Linked DNA regions of Homo sapiens: region 2 is linked to region 1. Evidence: chromatin contacts called from ENCODE Hi-C or POLR2A ChIA-PET data. All regions are on one chromosome and are shown on one strand. The core of a region is the stretch at or near the end of the contact, and the rest is flanking DNA. Distances in the headings are between cores, read along the strand shown.

The links. A loop is a pair of places that touch in the nucleus more often than their neighbours do. ChIA-PET counts read pairs that join two places held with the same protein, here RNA polymerase II (POLR2A). Pooled maps may share reads with other maps.
Region 2: a loop to region 1 is called in a pooled map, with 6 times the contacts of the local background. The contact joins two enhancer-like sites. A Hi-C loop is called at or near these places in 4 of 37 single-sample maps with no recorded cell type and 8 of 50 pooled maps. POLR2A ChIA-PET finds 5 or more read pairs at or near these places in 4 of 52 experiments (GM12878, PC-3, activated CD4-positive, alpha-beta T cell and 1 more).

What each region holds. Positions count from the first base shown.
Region 1 is chr16:21,536,921-21,544,247 of GRCh38, reverse strand. It overlaps the pseudogene LOC646828. Among named protein-coding and RNA genes, the nearest start is that of MIR3680-1, 34 kb to the right of the region's middle. RefSeq lists enhancers at 2,376-2,425, 2,498-3,236, 5,243-5,742, 5,743-6,244. Within about 2 kb of position 3,152, at least 3 of the 41 ENCODE cell types and tissues checked have a DNase peak (open chromatin) inside an H3K27ac peak, as active enhancers do.
Region 2 is chr16:21,643,962-21,651,288 of GRCh38, reverse strand. All of the region lies in intron 4 of METTL9 (methyltransferase 9, His-X-His N1(pi)-histidine), which reads right to left. IGSF6 (immunoglobulin superfamily member 6) reads left to right here. Exons shown (of 6, transcript NM_005849.4): 2 at 3,797-4,156; 3 at 6,893-6,999. LOC124903663 (a long non-coding RNA gene) reads right to left here and starts at 6,893. Exons shown (of 2, transcript XR_007065025.1): 1 at 6,113-6,893; 2 at 3,822-4,357. RefSeq lists an enhancer at 5,564-5,743. Within about 2 kb of position 3,953, at least 8 of the 41 ENCODE cell types and tissues checked have a DNase peak (open chromatin) inside an H3K27ac peak, as active enhancers do.

The sequences.
Region 1 (7,327 bases), core at 1,903-4,402:
ACTGCACTCCAGTCTGGGTGACAGCTCGAGAATCCGTCTCCAAAAAAAAAAAAAATCCACACTAGAGCAGCATTCTCACCATGTAATGGAATAAGGAGCATGTCTGGTTCTTGGTGAAATGTGCAGTTGAGTTTAAGGCCCAGCTGTGGCCAACACTCACACACACACGTCTGCTGTGGAATGCACAGGCTGCTGCTGCCTGTCACGAAACGAAAATCCACCAGCCCAATCACTAAGGTTAAAGTCGCTTTTTGTTGCTGCGGGTGCTTTCAGTCAGCTGGTTCCCAGAGAGAGCTATTACCTTTTGGGAGTCCATGAAACTTTAGAATGATGGCCTTCTGATGGAAAATGCTAGAAGTGTGGTTGAATCTAACTCCTGATTGGTGGGCAGTGCAGGGCAGGACGGGGCCGTGGTGGCCTCAGGCTCAAGGGCAGATGGCCTTGGCTTCAAATCCCAGCTCTGCCTCTCACCCCCTCGGACTCAGCAGTCCTCACCCAGGGATGGGCTCATCTGCAGCTTCTGGGCTGCTTTCCTGGTTTCCTCCAGTTAAGGAACAAGCTGTCCTGAACTAGGGCAGGAAAGACCAGAGTCACGTAGTCCCCATCATCTCTCCTAGTTCCAGGCTGGTCCGGGCCCTGATGTGGGACTGACTCGGCAGAGACCCTCCAGGAATGCCTGCCACGGTCATTCCCTGGGGACCCAGCTGGCTTCTATGCAGTGCTCAGGGCTCCAAGGGTGCATTTCCAGAAAGAGCCAGATGGACACGATGTCTTTTCTGCCCTGGCTTCCAGAGTCACAAAGCACTGCTCCTGCGGCATCCTGTTCACCACTCCCACCAGGAGCACCTGCCCAGGCTCAGGGCAAGGCGACATCACCCCACACCTCGGTGGGAAGGGTTCAAAGAAGCGACAGCCCTCCATATAAATCATCACACTGAATCTTCCAATCACTCCATGGGGCAGGGCCTGTGATTCATCTGTCTTGCACACACAGGGAAACCAAAGCTCAGAGAGGCAGAGAAGGCCTTGCCCGGGCACACAGGTGGCAGGTGAAGAGCCCGTTTTTAAACCCAGGAAGTGGCTCCATGCAGCCTGAACTCCCAGTCGTCCCAGCGCCCACCTCCCACATGCAGTCAGAACCCAGGCTGAGCTCCAGGCCCTGCTGCACATTTCTGAGCTTTTCAGCAGCTTAGAGGGAAACACAGGCAGTGTCTATAACCAAAACCACATTAGGCGCCGCCTGGAAGCCCGGACCCCCACCCCCACCCCCAGCGCCGTCCCATCTGCACAGGCCCCTACCAGTGCTGACCTGTCACTATGCACTCAGCTCCCAGCACGCAGGCCCAGCCCCAGTGTGGCCCCGGTGACCCTGGGCAGACACTCCCAGAATGGAGACCTCGAGGCTTCGCCTTTGACCCTCTCACCATAGCCAGAAGTTTTGGCAAAAACTGCCCACAGAGGGTCCCCACCCTCCATGCCTGGACAAGCTGCAAGCTCCTCAGGCTGCTGGGGCCCCCCCTCCTCCCTGCCTTCGCAAGAGTCAGGGCTACCGGGGAATTGGCTGCCTTGTGGAGCTGGAAACAGCCCACCAGGTCCAGGGGATCCAGGGAATGGCTCTATGCCCTGTGGGGGCTCTTCTAGCTTTGGCAGCAGCAGCGGCAGCACCTACCGAGCCCCACGCCCATGTGGCAGGCACTGATGGAAGCCCATTACAGCCACCACACTGCCTGTCGTACACCTGGGGAAACTGAGACTCTAAGAGGACAAACCAAGGGCGGAGTTAGGCTGGGTGAGGCTTGACGCTCATAAAATGCGGGGTCCTGTTTAAGAGAAAGAAGACAAAACCAGGAACAGAGCGGTGGCTCACGCCTATAATCCCAGCACTGTGGGAGGCTGAGGCGGGTGGATTACCTGAGGTCAGGAGTTTGAGACGAGCCTGACCAACATAGAGAAACCCCATCTCTATTACAAATACAAAATTAGCCAGGCGTGATGGTGCATGCGTGTAATCCCAGCTGCTAGGGAGGCTGAGGCAGGAGAATCGCTTGAACCCGGGAGGTGGAGGTTGTGGTGAGCCGAGATCGTGCCATTGCACTCCAGCCTGGGCAACAAGAGCGAAACTCCGTCTCAAAATAAATAAATAAATAAGAGAAAAGTGGAACAAGTCACCAACCCACTTCCGCCAGCAAAGGCTTGTGGTGCTTTCCACAGGTAGCTGGGCCATCCGTGCTCAGATAATGGATGTGATGGTCTTCAGCCTCATTGGTGTGCTCACCGGTGTCCCATTCTAGCTGCCTGGGGCTCACCACACGCATAAAGGAAGGGCCCTGACTTCCTCTGGGGGCCCTGAGGGGGAGCAGCTTTCTGTAACCACATGGCTGCTCCAGCCCTCATGCATCTTAGAGACAGGACAGGAACTCCTGGGGACGATGAGGCAACACACAGGCATCCTCTTCTCAGCCCAAGGCTGGAAAGCTTAATTGGCAGGAAACCTGCACGCAGTGGAATGGCTGGGGCCTGCCGCTCCCCCGACTGATTCCTGCAGTCCTGGGGAGGGAGAGATGAGCCCGCACCTTGGAACGGGCCAGGCCTCAGTGGCCCTGACTGGCAACGTGGCTTTGGGCAAGTTGTTTATATCTGTCTGTCTATCTTCATCAGTAAACTAGAAATACTTCTTGAAGGGTTGTTCTGAAGATTTGAAGTAGTTGCTCAGAAAGTGACTGGCACATCTGTGCCCTGGGAGCGGGGACGTGTGGCCGGCAGGAGGAGAGGACATCTCACTGCACACCTGCCTGTTACCCATGTGCACAGACCAACGTCTCACTGCACACCGACCTGTTACCCATGTGCACAGACTGACATCTCACTGCACACCCGCCTGTTACCCACGTGCACCAGACTGACACCTCACTGCACATCCACCTGTTACCCACGTGTACAGACTGACGCCTCACTGCACACCCACTTGTTACCCACGTGCACCAGACTGACGCCTCACTGCACACCTGCCTGTTACCCACGCGCACCAGACTGACATCTCACTGCACACCCGCCTGTTACCCATGTGCACAGACTAACACCTCACTGTGCACCCACCTGTTACCCATGTGCACAGACTGACGTCTCACTGCACACCCGCCTGTTACCCATGTGCATAGACCAACACCTCACGGTGCACCCACCTGTTACCCATGTGCACAGACTGACGTCTCACTGTACATCCATCTGTTACCCATGTGCACAAGCAGCCTGCTCCTTCACAGCCCAGCTAGAGTGTGCAATGGGATGTCAACCCAGCTAGACCATGCAATGAGATATTACTTGGCAATCAGAAAGGACACAGCTCTAACTCACGCTGCGGTGTGGGTGAGCCTCAAAAGCACCGTACTAAGTGACAGACGCAAGACACAAATGTTCCACATGTTACATGACTCAGTTCCTATGAAACCCACAGAGACAGAAGCAGCACGGCGGGGGTGGGGAGAAGAGCTAAAAAGTACCAAGCTTCCTCCTTGAGGTGCTGAAAATGTTCTAAAATTGACTTGGGATGGCTGCACAACTGTGAATATACCCAAAACCATAGAATTGTACACTTCAATTTTTATTTACTTTTTCTGGTTTTTTTTTTTTTTTTTTTTTGAGATGGAGTTTCACTCTTGTTGCCCAGGCTGGAGTGCAATGGCATGATCTCAGCTCACTGCAACCTCTGCCTCCCAGGTTCAAGCGATTCTCCTGCCTCAGCCTCCCGAGTAGCTGGGATTACAGGCATGCACCACCACGCCTGGCCAATTTTGTATTTTTAGTAGAGACGCAGTTTCGCCATGTTGGTCAGGCTGGTCTCGAACTCCCGACTTCAGGTGATCCACCCGCCTTGGCCTCCCAAAGTGCTGGGATTACAGGCATGAGCCACTGTGCCCGGCCTATTTACTTATTTTAAGAAAGGATCTCACTCTGTCACCCAGGCTAGAGTGCACTGGTATGATCACAGCTCACTGCAGCCTCAACCTCCGGGGCTCAAGCCATCCTCCCACCTCAACCTCCCAACTACCTGGGACCACAGGCATGTACCACTGCACCTGGCTAGTTTTTGTGTTTTTTGTAGAGTCAGATTCTTGTTATGTTGCTTAGGCTGGTCTCAAACTCCTGGCCTCAAGCAGTCCTCCCACATCGGCCTCCCAAAGTGCTGGGATTACAGGCATGATCCATCGCGCCCAACCAGGTTGTACACTTTAGATGGGAGAGTTGCATGGTATGTGAATTCTATCACAATAATGCTGTGGGTTTTGTTGCTGTTGTTGTTGTTTGAGACCGAGTCTCTCTCTGTTGCCCAGACTGGAGTGCAATGGTGCAGTCTTGGCTCACTGCAACCTCTGCCTCCTGTGCTAAAGCAATTCTTGTGTCTCAGACTCCCGAGTAGCTGGGATGACAGGCACCTGCCACCATGCCTGGCTAATTTTTGTATTTTTAGTAGAGACGGGGTTTCGCCATGTTGGTCAGGCTGGTCTTGAACTCCTGACTTCAGGTGATCTGCCTGCCTTGGCCTCCCAAAGTGCTGCAATTACAGGCATGAGCCACTGTGCCCAGCCTATAATGCTGTTTTTTTTTTTTAATTAACTGGATAATTATAAACGTGAACACGTGTGCACAGAACTGATGCATGTGTCTGCCGGCGTGGACACTCCTGGGCTTCCTTCTGGTAGCTCAGCCGCCTCTCTTGACCCTGACCCTCACTGCTTGATGTTAGGAGACAAGCCCAAGGCATCTAGGTTGCTGGCTTCCACCTTGGAAGGCCAGGGCCCAGCAAAGTCAAGGTGATGTGATGTGGCTGAGCAGGGAGGCCATCTTCCTTCCAGACAGAGACTCTGTCACTTTGGACTGGACTCTTGTCCCACAGTGCTGGCCAGGGACAGGTGCAGAGTTGTGCTTGGTTGGCATGGGACGCTGATGAGGGCTGTGTTGCGGCCAGGCCCAACCACCATGAGCCGAGATCATGCCACGGCACTCCAGCCTGGAAGACAGAGTGAGACTCTGCCTCAAAAAAATAAAAAAAATAAAAAGTTATAAATAGAACTACCCTATGATTCAGCAATCACACACTTCTGGGTATATATCCAAAAGAGCTGGCTGGGCACAGTGGCTTATGCCTGTAATCCCAATATTTTGAGAGGCCAAGGCAGGAGGATCACTGGAGCCCAGGAGTTGGAGAACAGCTTGGGCAAGATGGCAAGACCCCCTGGCTACAAACAATTAATTTTAAACCCTGGTATGGTGTCCTAGCTACTTGGGAGACTGACGCGGGGGGATCACTTGAGCCCAGGAATTAGAGACTGCAGTGAGCTATGATGGCATCATTGCACTCCTGCCTAGTTGACAAAGTAAGACCCTGACTCTTTTTTTTTTGTTTTTTGGCTGTGAGTGTATTCAATGCAAAATAATCCTCTCTAATTTTACGGAGGTGGCTGGCCATGTCCACGACCAAATCTGCCTCTAAACTGGAATTCGGTTGCTGACCCAGCCCGAGCCTCAGCTTTCTTATCGGCACCAGGGGCACAGCACTCCGTCTGTAGGTATGTCTGTCGGCTTCCCCTCTTGTGAGTCTTGCAGGTCGCCCACCCTCCAGACCTTTAGGCCGAGGCCTGCCAGTCCCTGGACGGCTGCAGCGTAGGGTGGCAGGCACAGTTTCCAGGGACAGATGAAGGTAATCACGGAGATACTGGATACCCTGATCGGTAAGGTAGCAGTAGAAATGTCTCCAGGCAAGCCAGGCACGGTGGCTCATGCCTGTAATCCCAACATTTTGGGAGGCCGAGGTGGGCGGATCACGAGGTCAGGAGATCGAGACCATCCTGTCTAACATGGTGAAACCCCGTCTCTACTAAAAATACAAAAAATTTGCCGAGCGTGGTGGCGGGTGCCTATAGTCCCAGCTACTGGGGAGGCTGAGGCAGGATAATGGCATGAACCCAGGAGTTCAAGCTGGTCTTGAACTCCAGGAGGCGGAGCTTGCAGTGAGCCGAGATCACACCACTGCACGCCAGCCTGGGTGACACAGCGAGACTCTGTCTCAAAAAAAAAAAAAAAAAAGCAACAATGCAGGGACTCCTGACACATGCTCCAATGTGGATAAACCTGAAGGACATTATGCCCAGTGAAATAAGCCAGACACAAAAGACAAAAACCACAGGATCCCACCCACATCAGGTCCCCAGAGTCCTCAGATTCAGAGAGATGGAAGCAGAATGGTGGGTGCCAGGCCTGGGGGAGGAAGCTGGACATAGTGTTTAGTGGGGTCAGGACAGAATTTGAGTTTGGGATGATGGAAAAGTTCTGGAGACGGATGGTGGAGATGGTTGCACCACAATGTGACTGCATTTAACGCCATCAAATTTTACACTTCAAAATGGTTAAGATGGGCCGGGCATGGTGGCTCATGCCTCTCATCCCAGCGCTGTGGGAGGCTGAGGCAGGTGAATCACCTGAGATTGGGAGTTCAAAACCAGCCTGACCAACATGAAGAAACCCCGTCTCTACTAAAAATACAAAATTAGCAGATGTGGTGGCGGGTGCCTGTAATCCCAGCTACTCAGGAGGTTGAGGCAGGAGAATCACTTGAGCCTGGGAGGCGAAGGGTTGCAGTGAGCCAAGATCGCACCATTGCACCCCAGCCTGGGCAACAAGAGCAAAACTGCATCTCAAAAAAAAAAAAAGGTTAAGACGGTAAATTTTATGTTATGTATATTTTATCACAATAAAAAGTAATATTTTTTGCAGCCAAGGTATGCTAAAAGAAATGGCTTTTTAATTTTTTATTATTTATTTATTAATTATTATTATTATTTGAGACAGAGTCTCACTCTGTTGCCCAGGCTGGAGTGCAGTGGCGTGATCTCAGCTCACTGCAACCTCTGCCTCCTGGGCTCAAGCAATTCTCTTGCCTCAGCCTCCTGAGTAGCTGGGACTACAGGCGCCCACCACCACATCTGGATAATTTTTGTATTTTTAGTAGAGACAGGGTTTCATCATGTTGACCAGGCTGGTCTCGAACTCCTGACCTCAAGTGATCCACCCGCCTCGGCCTCCCAAAGTGCTGAGATTACAGGGGTGAGCTACTGCGCCCCAAGAAATGACTTCAAAAGGAAAAATGTAAGCACCAACATAAGCTGGTGTAATGTAATGTAATTCCCACCAATGTAAGTTGGCAGGAATCCTTGCTCTGTATAGAAGGCTCACATTTTCTTATCACTGCTTCCAAGTGTGACAGCAGTGGCCTCATGGCCTTATCTCGGGGAAAGCACTTCCTTCCAAGCACCATGAAGGCCTCCCGTGC
Region 2 (7,327 bases), core at 2,704-5,203, 110 kb before region 1:
ACAGCTTTGTTTAAATGTCAAGAATTAGTTCTCTTCCTACTTTCAATATGGCTTTTTTGTTTGTTTGAGACGGAGTCTCGCTCTGTCACCCAGGCTGGAGTGCAGTGGCAAGATCTCGGCTCACTGCAAGCTCCGCCTCCCGGGTTCACGCCATTCTCCTGCCTCAGCCTCCCGAGTAGCTGGGACTACAGGCATCTGCCACCACACCCGGCTAATTTTTTGTATTTTTAGTAGAGACAGCGTTTCACCGTGTTAGCCAGGATGGTCTCGATCTCCTGACCTCGTGATCCGCCCGCCTCGGCCTCCCATAATGCTGGGATTACAGGCATGAGCCACCATGCCCAGCCTCAATATGGTTTTTTAAAATAATAAGAATAATCTTTCTATTCCCTCCATGGAGGAAATAAATCTTCAACCTTTTCATTGGATACTGTGTTTAAAAAACAATTCCTAGAATATGAGGATTCTTAAAAGAAATCATTCACAGAAGCAGGCTGTGGTGTGACATATCCAAACTTCTCTTTTTTGTTAATAGGTTGCCTAACTGGTTGGGGGAGGGAACCACAGTTTCATCACAAGTTCCTGCTCACAGAGGAAATCATTACAATTGGTTTTCTCCCACACATAGCCTAATTGGGAAGAAGGTGGAAATAAGTAGAGATATGAAATTCCAAAGTTACAAATACCTGTTTTTATCCTATACTACTAGTTTTTAAAGAAAAGTGTTGAAAGTCAGCTATCCCCGCCACCCCAACCTCTATTTTTTTTTTTTTTTTTTTTGAGACAAGAGTCTCACTCTGTCACCCAGGCTAGAGTGCAGTGGCACAATCTCAGCTCACTGCAACCTCCACCTCCTACGTTCAAGCGATTCTCCTGCTTCAGCCTCCCAAGTAGCTGGGATTACAGGCGTCCACCACCACACCTGGCTAATTTTTTGTATTTTTAGTAAAGATGGGGTTTTACCATGTTGGCCAGGCTAGTCTCGAACGCCTGACCTCAGGTGATCTGCCCGCCTCGGCATCCCAAAGTGCTGGGATTACAGGCGTGAGCCACCATGCCCAGCCTCTATTCCTTTTATAGAGACAGGATCTCACAATGCTGCCCAGGCTGGAGTGCACGTCCAGACTCTATTCCTTTAATAGAGACAGGGACTCACAATGCTGCCCAGGCTGGAGTGCAGTGGTGCCATCACAGCTCACTGCAGCCTGGAATTCCTGGGCTCAATCAGCCTCCGGTCTCAGCCTCCTGAGTAGCTGTGACTAATGGCCACACCACCACGCCTGGCTCTTTGGCTTCCCTTTTAAAAACACTACCCAATTTGGAAGGCTGAGGCGAGTGGATTGCTTGAGCCCAGGAGTTTAAGACCAGGCTGGCCAACATCGCAAAACCCTGTCTCTACTAAAAATAAAAAAATTAGCCAGGCGTGGTGGTGCACACCTATAGTCTCAGCTACTCCAGAGGCTGCAGTGAGAGGATTGCTTGAGCCCAGAAGACAAAGGCTACAGTAAGTTAGCCAAGATCACACCACTGCATTCCAGTTTGGGCGACACAGTGGGACCCTATCTCAAAAATAAAAATGTGTAAATAATGGAATCGTCCACTTTTTAAAAATAATTTTACAAATAAAAATAAAAACATTATCTGAAAGATGACTTGAGACTGAGACAGTGCTTAACTTTGCTAAGTTTTGGCAGACCCAATTCCATTTTAAATTTCCACTCAGTATATACTATAAAATGTTTCACTGTACTTGTAAGGTGCTTGAGTCTGGGCAGGAGACATGAGGTTGTATTTCTCAGACTTGAGAGGGAATCCAATCCCCTTGGCTGGAGATGGAGCTGAGCTGGGCCTCCCACAGACACGAAGCTCAGAGAAGCTTGCAGGCCTCCTCCAGGTGACTGCACCCTCTTGTCTGGTTTGCATTTATCAGGTCACCACAGAGCTCCCAGCTCATCTCATGTTGCACAAATACTAAAATATAACATGATGAGAAGAGAGCAAGGCGCAGTGGCTCACACCTGTAATCCCAGCACTTTGGAAGGCCGAGGCAAGCGGGTCGCTTGAGTTTAGGGGTGCAAGATCAGCCTAGGTAACAAGGTGAAACCCTGTCTCTACAAAAAATACAAAAATTAGCTGGGCACAGTGCTGCAGGCCTACAGTCCCAGCTACTTTTGAGAAGCTAAGGCAGGATGATGGCTTGAACCTGGGAGGTCACAGTTGCAGTGTGCCGTGATTGCACCATTGCACTCCAGCCTGGGAGACAGAGACTCTGTCCAAAAACAATAACAAAAATGAAAACAAAAACAAAAAAACATGGTGAGAAGAGACTCGCATCACAAACGCCATGATTCTAACTTTAATTCCTCTGCTGTTATGAATGGGGATCCATAAGAGAAACGCTAAGAGAAAAAAGCCCCTGTCTGAAAATTAAGCATCAGACCACTTGGATGACTTTTCAGTTTCATTTACAGTAGCAAAGGACAAACTCACACAAATAGGACCATTTGGGAATATATGACCAGGCGGAACTCAGACCAAAAACTTGACAAATTCCAATTTGTCTCAACCAATACTATTTTACCTATGGCCTCCCCTGCCGCAAAAGAAGGGTTTAGGGCGGGTCTTTCCATTTGTGCACTCGAGTGGCTTTCCAGCTTCACATGCCTGGGATATAAAGGCCAAGGTGGGGGACTCAATCCTCATAACTTGGAAGAGCACCACATGGTGGACAGTACACTGGAGTGGGTGACTAATCCCAGCTCTGTGAACACCTTGTGGCTAGACGTCCACAACCATCTCTCCAACAGCCATCTGACACTGTGGGAACAGTAGCAGTGGCGGCTGCAGCAGCAATCGCTCCCTTGTATTTAATACTTACTATAGCTTAGGCAGGTAAACACTTCCTAGGCATCATCTTGAACGTCACACTAACTGCATGAGGTCAACAATACTATCCCCATTTTCTAATGAGGAAACTGAGATACTGAGATTATAATGCTGGGAACAGGCAGAGCTAGGATTTGAACTCAAGTCTGTGCTCTTTATCACAATATTGTTAATTAAATAAGATAAATGCTACAAGGGCCTACAAAGCAGCACACACGCCAGGGAGAAACCAAATCTGCTTAGCTATGGCCTGGCGAGCTCATATGGTCCCTGCTCAGTAATCAAAGACATGGTAGGCTAAGCCAGGGCTGCATTTCCACAGGTGTACATGTTGCCTTTTATCATGTTTCCCAAAGGGACACCAGGCTCACAAAGAAACAATTGTGAATGGCCATGAATTCCTGGCGATCTCAACTCCCACAAAGCACAAACATCGCTGCTGCTCATAGGCTCCATCAGCGGCAGCAACGTTCGTCTGGGGACACAGGTTACCACACTGAACACAGCACTCTGGGGAGGCCAGGGTGCGGACAAGAAAGCAGGCAGGAGATTAAGTGATTGGATCGAAGGAAAGCTTGTAAGGAGCAAGAGTCACAGATGGACCCCAAACTTCTGAGTCCAATACGGTGCCACCTCTATGCAGGCCTCCTGCACAGGGACTCTGTTCCCCTGAAGCCTCTCTAGGGCTGGCCTCCAGTGAACAGACATCATGTGACCCAGCAGGTCAAGGTCAGAAAACAGGAGGAGTTGGGGCAAGTGAGGACCACTGGTGTTTATTTTTAGTCTTATTTATATTGGGATTAAGGTAAGAAAAATAACAGAATGGCTGGGTTTCCTACCTCAAAAATATAATAAAAGCACAAAGTGAGGTGGCAGGCCCATTAACCCACTCATCTGCTTCCTCCCACAGGTGCTGTGGGCGCCTGTACTCTCTCTGTCACACAACCGTGGTACCTAGAAGTGGACTACACTCATGAGGCCGTCACCATAAAGTGTACCTTCTCCGCAACCGGATGCCCTTCTGAGCAACCAACATGCCTGTGGTTTCGCTACGGTGCTCACCAGCCTGAGAACCTGTGCTTGGACGGGTGCAAAAGTGAGGCAGACAAGTTCACAGTGAGGGAGGCCCTCAAAGAAAACCAAGTTTCCCTCACTGTAAACAGAGTGACTTCAAATGACAGTGCAATTTACATCTGTGGAATAGCATTCCCCAGTGTGCCGGAAGCGAGAGCTAAACAGACAGGAGGAGGGACCACACTGGTGGTAAGAGGTCAGTCAGCGAGGCTTTATTTCAGTGCATCATTGCATCTTGTTCAGGCCTGTAAAATCATTACCTCACTCACATGTAGAAATCAGGAGATAAATTTGCTAAGTTAATACCCTAGCCAGTGATGGGTGTGATCTGAACACAAGTCACCATGAGGTTTGGACTAAAGAACTACTCCAACTGGCTGGGCGTGGTGGCTCACACCTGTAATCCCAGCACTTTGAGGCTGAGGTGGACGAATCACTTGAGGTCAGGAGTTCAAGACTAGCCTGGCCAACATGGTGAAACCCCATCTCTACTCAAAATACAAAAATTAGCCGCGCATGGTGGCATGCACCTGTAGTCCCAGCTGCTTGGGAGGTTGAGGCAGGAGAATCGCTTGTAACCCAGGAGGCGAAGGTTGCAGTGAACCGAGATCGCACTACTGCACTCCAGTCTGGGCAACAAAGCAAGACTCCATCTCAGAAAAACAAAAGAACTACTCCAATCCATCTCGAACATCCACTAACACAAAGTCAGTGATTTGCTGGGTGCTCTATTCTCCCTACATGGTGATGTTTAACCAACCATGTTCACCTCTTTTGTATATTACAGTGATTTAGTGTAAAGTACCATGTCCAAAGGGAACCTTGTGGTGAGTAACTATCAGCTTTCTCAGGAACTAGTCTGGTAATGCACCACCTAGAACAAAGCACTAGAGAAGTGTAAAAGATCAATAAATTGGACCCACAGAAACTATGCAACATGGAGAATAAGCACAGATTTGGAGAGAAGCTACTCAGGGATCCCTGACCCTTCCCATTCTGCCTGGACATCAGTGAACGGAAAGTGATGACTCTCACTTCCTGAGATTTGATAAAACCCATGACAATTCCTCAGCCGAGCGAGGACATCAAACATAGCTAAATCCTATCAGTAATTTCACCAAGTCATTCCCTTGAGTAAACTGAGATTAAGACATTCCCGAGAAAAAAAAAGGGGGAATTTCAGAGAAAAAGCTTTACATGATTCTGAAGGAAAAAAGAGAACAGCAGCAACTCCTCGCCTTGTTGGGGTCTCTTCCCTTAGGAAGGACCCTGGTATGATGAGCAGAGATTGTTAAAACATGAACTCAAAATCAACCAGCCCTTCGATTTCAAAATAGGACTCTGAGGAAGGGAGACCATCCAGTATTATAACCTGTGCTTTTAAACTACGAGGGTTCTAATGGGCTTTTGATATTCAAATGTCATTTAACCTTAGTTTATTCTCATCTGTCAGCTAAATTATAAATAAGTTAAGGCACTTAAAGCATTTTTAATAGTGCCTGGCATATAGCAAATAACAAATGTTAGCTACTGATATGAAAACACACACAGCTTTAGAGATTTGTATGTCTCACTGCATTAGCCTTCTAAAAACATGTTAGTCAAAGGGAAAAATGGCTTGTAAAAAGATGAAGGTCTCAAAGCTGCAAGGCTTATATAAAGTGAAGTGAAAGTGAAAGGCAGAATTGAAAGTGTTAAGGCAGACATGGCAACTTCCTGTCTCTTCTACAGAACTCCTATTTTCACACTGAAGCTTTTTTATTTTAGTTGTATAGATGTGGTTAATTTGTTAGTTTCACAAATAAAAATGTATGCTGCATAAACTGCATTCACAGGATAAGCATCTATGGGATTTTTCTTTCTTTTTTTTTAAGACAAGAGTCTTGCTCTGTCGCCCGGGCTGGAGTGCCGTGGCGTGATCTCAGCTCACTGCAACCAACCTCCACCTTCCGGGTTCAAGCGATTCTCCTGCCTCAACCTCCTGAGTAGCTGGGATTACAGGCATGTGCGACCACGCCCAGCTAATTTTGGTATTTTTAGTAGAGATGGGGTTTCGCCATGTTGGCCAGGCTGGTGTCAAACTCCTGATCTCAAGTGATCTGCCCACCTCGGCCTCTCAAAGTGCTGGGATTACAGGCATGAGCCATCACACTCAGTCTCATCTATGGGATATTTAGTTGGAAAGTACAGGCTATTCAGACAGTAAGTACAAATCTAATTGTATTTTGTACTCCAAATAGTCAGGTAATTGAAGACATGGCATGTTACTTAATCCCTACCCAGAGCACAAGACAATTTCTGCAAGGAGAGAGAAATTCCGAATGTGAAAATGGATTCAATAACTCTATTTCCAGAATTTTATCATAAAGAAAGAAGAGCACATTTGGCAAAAGTGCCTGTCTTTCAAGCACGCAGTGAGCACTGCGCTCCTCAATGTATGGCCTTCCCAGGTTCTTTCACAGATGGGACTCTTCAGCTATGTGTACTAGTTCCAAGGCTATAAATATCACCCTTAACAAATACATATGAAAATATCTTAACCACATAGGCAGACTCTTGATGATACTGGTAAACCGTTTCTACCAAAAGAGATTTTAGATGCCCTTGAACAAACTGTCTGGAAATGTTTATCTAACTTCAAATAATCCTTTATCTAAAAAGTGATGCTTAGCAATATGACAAATGGTTGGTTGAATTTTTTTAATGTTTAAAAACGAGTAACATTTTTGGTTTAACACATTTAAAGAACTGATGAACTGGCTTTAACTATTACATACTTGAGTACCTTTTGAGGTCTAGTTTTTATACGAATAGGCAAGCAGAGTAAGTTCACGTTTCACCTCTAAAACGCAGTGTGAAGGATACTTTACACATGTATTTGAAAGAATAGGCTTTAATAGTCAATGTGCTTCTTTCTGTTTTTGTCATTAAGAAATTAAGCTGCTCAGCAAGGAACTGCGGAGCTTCCTGACAGCTCTTGTATCACTGCTCTCTGTCTATGTGACCGGTGTGTGCGTGGCCTTCATACTCCTCTCCAAAGTAAGTCAAATCCTCTTGCATGGAATGTCCCTATATCCTTGAATATTATCAAAAGAAAAATAATTTCTATCTCTCCACAAGTTATGGGCCTCAGCAAGAGCTCCCTAATTAACATTTTCCTGTGCATCTGCAGGGAACACCACCTGCAGAAGAGGTCTTTGGAAGAAGGCATCATACATTCTCATCACTGAAATTATTAGCCAGGGGACATAGTTTGCTGTTTTCTCTTTAAAGCCCAGTAGCATGGGATTAAGAAGAGAGCCATCCACTATGCTATCTTTCTGCTGTAGGGGTGAGGTGTGGGCAGGTGGAGGGCGAGATATTACTG